Regions from separate parts of the Mus musculus genome. Here all the other regions are linked to region 3. Evidence: chromatin loops called from intact Hi-C (ENCODE). Cell type or tissue: heart. All regions are shown on one strand.

Region 1 (2,500 bases), 210 kb before region 3:
CGTATCTTAAAACAGGCACACAGCCATCAAAATTTCCATTTATTTAAATTCATTTGGGGGGTGCATTTGGGAAAACAAGTGTGCCAGCAGCTGAGGATAAGGCTTGATTTTGCCCAAGAAATTTGGCACAGCATTGGGATGCCTGATGGACAGGGAGCTCCTTCCAAAGCTTGGGTGTGTGGTAGTCAGAAAAGCAGGCTGGATTTTGTCCCCTTTCATCTTTCAGGGTACACCGGAAGGCCACAGGCCACTGGTTTGTGCCATTCTGGTTTGAGTGCACCATACTCTCTGGGGAAAGCAGAGAAATGCAGCACACAGATAGCAGGATCGGGCTAGCTTTGCACTCCCTGCTTTCTCAAATCGACTGAAAACAAAAGACAGGAAAAGAAACCCGAGTTCTAATGCAAGCAGGAACTGTATACTTGTTCAGGGAATCGATCTAATAGCAGCGCCTGGCGTTCTGTCTGCACTCCAGTTTTGAGAATGTATAGCTTATGTATGTGTCTGGTTGAGGCTTTTTTTTTTTTTTCCTTTGGAGAGAAGAGGCCTCCTGGAAAGAATGAGACTATGTCTTAGAGTGAGCCTGTGGCCTGTGACACATGCCTGCCACTGAAGGAGGGTACAAGCTGATAAACAGTCCCTTTCACTCCAAATGAAAGCAGTTGATTCTTTGAAGCGTGTCCTGACTGTCCCAGTGGGCTGAGAATCTGAAGGGAGCGGGAACCGATAGGTGTCTGTTTCCAGTCTCCACCCTAACCCCATCTCCTCACCATCCTGGCCCACGAGATGGTAAGGCTGCAGCTTAACTGAGAAACCTCAAATGGTACCCAGGAGGATGTGGGGGTTATGGGAACAATGTTTGTAAACGTAATGTAAATGTTATTATCTCACCACACATTCCTATTTGCCTTGCTCTCAACAAATATTCATCTGTCGAGGTTCAATTTCTTACTGTTCCCTGAGGAACATTCTAGATGGGAACCCATGGTCTTTGTTATTACTACTGTTCACTGTCACATGTGGGTCATTTAAATTCTGAATCTTTGACCTTACAGGCTGGGGTTTAGGCGCTCTTAAACTCTGGGGCGTAAGCGTGGGTCTAACAATGTGAGCTTTTCACCAGCAGGTGGCACCGCTTGCTAGTTTATGTCAACACGGAAAGGGACAGTGGTTCACTGGCATTCAGCATTTCCTTTGCAAACTCTGAGCTCCCTGGATAGAAAGGCTGGTGAACGGTTGCTTCAGTGACACCATTCCAACATTTCCCACTGCAGCCAGCAAGGGCCAGCCGCGCATGGCAGTGCATGGCAGTGCATGGAGCAATGACTGAGCCCAGCACCTGCCCCTCCTCCACTGCACTCACATCCCTCCATTCTGTGCACCCCACTCACCTCTGATTGTGCCTTCGCTTCCTGAATGAGAGGGAGGATGGGGGATTTTGACCCCACTAATGATAAAACGGCCTGTAATCTCTGCTGGTACCCCACTGAGGCAAGGAGTTGATCCAAACTAAGTAAAAAATAAAAAAAACATTGGACAGAGATTAAACAAACAAACAAACAAACAACAGCCTCTCCATTTCCTAAGGATTCGTCTGGAAGGTCTTCCTGCCAGGCTGTGGGTATTTTCCCACCTTTCTGCCTCCTGTTGGGCATCGGTTCTGCTCCACAGTTTACTAGAGAATCCTACGAGGCCAGCATGAGTATCTTTCACTGACAGTGTAGGAAATGAGCCTAGAGATCCCTCTAAGATATTTAGGGACCAGTACAGGAGCGTAACAGACAACTTCTGACATGTTTAGAAATTGGAGGCCCCAGCGGAACATTTTAAAACATTGAGAGTCCCCTGCTTAACTCTGGCTGTTCTTAGGGCCCCAAAGACTCCCTGAAGCACGGTCCTTTCCCCATGCTACTCCTGTTCTCAGAGCCACACACTGGCAAGCATATGTGGCTTCCAGGACTGATACTGACTGAAATGCAGTGTGTGGTATCTGGATGGATCCTAGAATCGGAAAGGACATTGGTGGAATCGACTCAGCAAGATCTGAAGTTTGTGGCTTTGTGCATATGGTTCGTTGTCCGGGGTTAAATCCTCATTTCTCACTCATGGACCAGGGTTGTGTAAGGCAAGTGGTTAGGAGGAGCTGAGGAGAGGTAGCTCGGGACTCCCCTCATTACCTTTGCAACTGTTTTATAAACCTGGAAGTGTTCCCAATGGAAATCAGCCTGTTTGTTTAGGTAGGTACTTACTTCACTGACCAGCTTTTCCCAGAAGGCATGGCCCGCAGAGATTCACCCCATTCCCTGGATCCAGTGGGCACTGTTGGAGAGCTGTTTCCTTTGGGGTAGACTCTGTTGCCACCATTCACAGGACACGAAAGGAAGGCTGATCCATTGACATCCGCGTGGCCTCTAGCTGGAGAGCTGGCTGGAGAGGTAGCTGGGGAGCCTTGCGACCTTCTGGGGGTTATCTCCAGTTGGGTTCTAAAGAGCACAGCCCC
Region 2 (2,500 bases), 300 kb before region 3:
GAAGGGATAAAATGGAGTGTTTCCTGTCCAGAAAGGACAATAGGAGATGGTTCCTGTTGAGAGCTAGCCCCGTGCTTCATGCTTCCTCCTGACCTTCCGTGGGACAGACTATAACCTGACTAAAGCCCATTTTCTGAGCTCCTCTGATCCGTAGTCAAAGAGGGGCTGTTCAGGGCAATGGTTACACCGTTATTATGGTCCATATTTACAGCGCCATCCTTGGGGCAGGACAGATTGGAGCCAAGCATCTGGAATCGCGTGCACATGTACACATAGGCAACACTTAAGGGCTTGTGTGTGCCGCCATTTCCTAAGAGGTTTAACTGAAATGGAGGGCACACCCTGAGCCTGGGCAATAGTAGTCCCTGAGCTGGTGGAGCCTAGGCCAAACAAAATGAGAAAGCCAGCTAAGCACCAGCCATCCCTGCTGTCTGACTGCTCACTCGTGTCCAGCCACCTGATGGGCTTGCTGCCATGGAGGACTGTACCTTCAAATTGTGAGCCAAGATAAACCATCCCTCCCCCCCTTTTGGGGGAGGAGGAGGGGAGGTACTTTGTAATAAATAGCATCGAAGACACTAATTCATAGGTCTATCAGGAATCTCCCAGCAACCCTTGCTAAAGGCCATACACCACCCTGAAAAATACTAGGATAGGGAAAGGAGAAGTGTCCTGTTTGCCTGGATTCCCATTTGCCAGAGAAGTATCCTAGTGTTTACCAGTGAAATTGAAAGCCTGACTGGCCTGGGTAATGCAGCCAGTGTTTTGCATACAATTTACATGTATTTAAATATTCAAGAGGAAAGTATCTTGTTCAATTGGTGGTTTAATGCTTTAACAACAGGCATTGGTAGCCTACTTTGTGGTTTAGATTATAGTCTTGTCTTCAGTAATTAAAGAGTATGAAGTGTATAGTTGTGGAAATTATGAGCCTTTTGGCCACTTATAAAAATAAACTTTATAGTCTTACAAAACAAAAAGCTGTTGCCTTTGAGTCCTAAGTGAAGGTATATTCAAAAACCCCTCTTCACAGCCGGGAGATGGCAGCACACAGCTTTGATCCCACCATTTAGGAGGCAGATCTCTTAAGAGTTTGAGGACAGCCTGGTCTAGCGTTCCAGGATAGCCAAGGCTACACAGAAAAACCCTATTTTGAAAACCACCACCACCACCTCCAACAAAAACCAACACCAACACCCCCCCCCCCCCAAAAAAAACCTTCACAGCAGTGTGAGCATCGTGAGTGCAGTGCTTGCTATACCCCAGCAAAACAGGCACAGTGCATGCCTTTCCTGGGTAGGGAAAGAATGCAGGCATGCCACAGCTTACCCCTCAGGAGCCTGATAGATTTTACAATTGTTTGACCAAGAGGGATGAAAGAGCCTGTGCCCAAACTGATCCAGTTTGTAGGTGAATCTGCTGAGGCTTCCAAGAATTCAGGTGAAGACAGGGCTGGATAAGAAAGGACTCAGTAGGGCTGGAGAGATGGCTCAGCCGTTAAGAGCACTGGCTGCTCTTCTGAAGGTCCTGAGTTCAAATCCCAGCAACAACATGGTGGCTCACAACCATCTGCAATGACATCTGATGTCATCTTCTGAAGATAGACAGCTACAGTGTACTTACATATAATAAATAAATAGGCTGGGCGTGGTGGCGCATGCCTTTAATCATCCCAACACTTGGGAGGCAGAGGCAGGCAAATTTCTGAGCTCTAAACCAGGGCAGCCTTGGACAACCTTGACTGGAGTTGGGGGGAGTGGGCAGGTGTTTCATTGTACTTAAATTTACATCAAAACAACAGAACACAGAGGCTTGTGATGTAACTCAGTGGTAGGATACCCCAGCTAGCACTGCAAGGCTCCTGGATTCAATCTCTGGCAAGTGAAAAGAAAGAGAAAAAGGGAAGTGGGAAAAAGTAACCAAGTGGCCATGGCTGTCTGATGGTCCGTGGTTACTTTGTGACAGTTGGAAAACTAAGCCGGGTTAAAGCTTGTGTTATTTGATAGGCATTTCCTTTGTTTCTTTTGAGACAGGGTCTCACTATGAAGCCCTCCCAGACCTGGAACTCACTATGTAGACCAGGCTGGCCTCAAACTCACAGAGATCTCCCTACCTCTGCCTCCGGAGTTCTGGCATTAAAGGCATGTACCACCATGCCTGGCTATAGGTTTTGTATTCGGGAAGTTTCTAATTTAGGAAGAAGTTTAAATCCTCCTAGAAATAATTGGAGACAAAGGAGGGGAAATACATACAGTAGTATATTGGTCATTTAAGGAAGAAGAGATGCCCCAGCCTTACCAAGCTACCTGACCCCAGAAGGATATGATGGAATTCAGAAAAGAGGAAAGTGGTCGATGTGGGTGGTCATTTGGAAGTTGAGGAAGGAATGTTGTCCCCTCCCCCAGCCCCTTTTCTCTATTCTCTTGGTCTCTCGGCTTATCTTCTGCTGTCTAGACTACAGTTCTCAACCTTTTCCTCCTCTGGTCCCCTCTTGTCATGT
Region 3 (2,500 bases):
CAGCATGCGTCTCGAATCCTAGTAGTGATGGGCAGGCAGACACAGGAGGATCCAGAGGCTTGCTGGCCAGCAAACCTTGCATCAAACTGCAAGCAGGGTTTTTTACTCAAATATATTATGAAAGAAAGAAAGAAAGAGAGAGAGAGAGAGAGAGAGAGAGAGAGAGAGAGAGGAGAGAGAGTCTGAGAGGAAGAGGAATGGAGGGAGGGAAAGAGAGAGCTGGTTATTTCAGGCTTAGTGAAGAACTGTCACTTAAGACTGCCAGGGACCCTCACTCCTGCCTTCCCACCGTGGTGGCAGTGAACAGATAGAAAAAGCTCTTTCCCCCTTTGCTCTGGCCCAATTGGAAACCAACACAATAGCCTGAAGAACTGAATGTATGAGGCAGGAGTCACCTCACCTTCTAAGCTGTGGGGTGTGTGTGTGTGTGTGTGTGTGTGTGTGTGTATGTGTGTGTGTGTGTGTGTGTGTGTATGTGTGTGTTCAGGTAATTATCCCATATGAACCAGACACTTTTTCAACACCTCTCCTTTCTGTTTACACCCATGCTCCATTATTTTCTGTCTTTCTAATTAAAAAGGAATACATGTCCCCAAATCATAAGAATTATGTCTCCCTTCGCCGAGTAACTGAAGGCCAACTGAATTTGAACCGCTTCCTTTCACAAGCTGTAACCCCGGGTCTCTCCATTCATTGAAACTAAAAGAAAGAAAAAGCTTTCGTTTTGTTCAGCACCTGTTAAAACACACCAGAAGAAACAAGAACAACCTTTTCTAAAAAGCAATCTACACATGCCAGACAGCCAAGAGACGACTAAGACTGCCATTGTTTAATGTGTAACAGCCACAGAACCGCCTCTTCACCTGGCTAGCACTAGGTGCTATTGTAGGGTCTCACCAAATGGTAGGCAGCACCTTACAGCACATTTCTTACCACATTTCTTGCCCTGCGTGCCATCACAAAATAAACTTAATTAAACAGTGCCCTCCAGAGGCCACTGGGAATTTAACTGTCCTGACAGATTCTGGAAAAAGTCCAAAGAAAAGGCAATTTAATTTTCTTTTGTGTTTATGTGGAGTCAGTACTTGGGCATGGCGTCCCTCGGTGGATGAGAACCAGCTCTGTCTGTCTCCACAGTGGACCTCTGACCGGGGTTAATCTGTTGGCAAAACATCCTTTACGAGGACGAGGAAATATCAAGGAACACTGCAGCTGGGCATGGTGGGAACTGGTGGTGCCTCCCCTGTCCTCCTGGGAACCGTCCCAGGCTGCATGCCTAAGCTGTGTCCCTCTGAATGAGCTGGCTTTCTCTCTCCTGTGACAACTGTGTGCTTTGCTCCAGCGGCTTCTGGGACCTGATTCCATGAGACCTTTCAGTCTGTTTACACCGCTGAGCAGCCTGGCCTTATCCGCTCAACTTAAACTCCCAGGAGACCAATCCAGCTGTCAATCAAGCCTCCAGGCAGGATCAGGATTGAGGTTATCGATCACATGTGGAATGGCCGATAGGTAGAGGTTGGGATGGGGATTTGGAGGTGGAAGGAGAAAGGGCCAGAACCCCGAGGTACAAAACAAGTTAGAATACCCAGCACTTCACGCAAGAAGGGGACTAGTGCTTCAAAGAATGTTTTTCTACTATGCATGAGCCACTGTTTCTAGAGGGTACCATGCACCACTGTTCATGAACTCCTAAACATCACTTCATCTAATCCCCTCAGCCTCCCATAGGGTCCGTCCTGTATCGGCCTTATCTTCACAAGGACCTACTGGCAACAATGTCTACATGTTTAGCGGTTCCCCCCCACCCCAGGCTTATTTCCATTTGAAAGTGTGATCCAAAGCTTAGCAAGGTTGAGCCAAGGTCTAAACCAGAGCTTCATATGCTGATGCTGAGCTGTCAGCATTATCCACCTTCTCTACCCCCCCCCCGGGGGGGGGGCAGCCCTTACAGCAGCTACAGAAACCCCACCAGAACAGATCTCATTCTCAGGGAGATGCAATCACGAGGAAGGTGTGATTCCCGCATGGAGAACAGTGAGTAGAGACTAGGAGGGAATTATTACTGACCAGGTCACTCTTTTCTCTCACTGTGTAACAAATGCCGCGCATGCAGAGGCTTTGGGGAGACACCCATCATTCATGTGTTCAATATGGTTTTTATTCTGTACATGGATGCTTTGTTTGCACACATGCCTTGTAGCCTCAGAGGCCAGTAGAGGGCGCTGGATCCCTGGGACTGGAGTTATAGATGGTTGTGAGTCTCCCTGTAAGCGGTAGGGATTGAACTTGGATTCTCTGGGAGAGAACATCTGCGGAGCCATCTCTGCAGCCCTTGCTGTGGTTCTTAGGGGAGAAATCAAGTCACAGGGTAGACTGGCTCTGCTCAGCAGGGCATAAGGCTGGCAAGGGATGCTGGCTGGGGCTGCCAAACCATCTCATCTACAGCTCAGGCCCTCCAAGATCCCCCTGTGGCTGCCAGAATCCAGTCATTCACACTTGT

The links. Peaks named below come from ENCODE experiments on the same cell type or tissue, not always from the same donor. Only the 100,000 strongest peaks of a DNase experiment are listed, where the experiment ranks them.
Region 1: it touches region 3 in a loop (6-fold over the local background); 40 of 42 quality-filtered maps call a loop at or near these places.
Region 2: it touches region 3 in a loop (2.7-fold over the local background); 9 of 42 quality-filtered maps call a loop at or near these places.

What each region holds. Positions count from the first base shown.
Region 1 is chr15:12,370,198-12,372,697 of GRCm38, forward strand. Pdzd2 (PDZ domain containing 2) reads right to left here. Exons shown (of 26, transcript NM_001081064.2): 21 at 2,250-2,500; 22 at 1,392-1,509. Among named protein-coding and RNA genes, the nearest start is that of Golph3, 50 kb to the left of the region's middle. In heart, a CTCF peak has its summit at 1,116 (motif pointing right); a DNase peak (open chromatin) is centred at 1,234; H3K27ac peaks cover 456 bases.
Region 2 is chr15:12,273,527-12,276,026 of GRCm38, forward strand. No RefSeq gene overlaps it. Among named protein-coding and RNA genes, the nearest start is that of Gm52210, 46 kb to the right of the region's middle. In heart, a CTCF peak has its summit at 1,019 (motif pointing right); no DNase peak of the experiment used is centred here.
Region 3 is chr15:12,576,216-12,578,715 of GRCm38, forward strand. The region is part of intron 3 of Pdzd2 (PDZ domain containing 2); the gene reads right to left. Among named protein-coding and RNA genes, the nearest start is that of Gm41273, 74 kb to the right of the region's middle. In heart, CTCF peaks have their summits at 1,003 (motif pointing left) and 2,215 (motif pointing right); a DNase peak (open chromatin) is centred at 1,276; H3K4me3 peaks cover 330 bases; H3K27ac peaks cover 579 bases.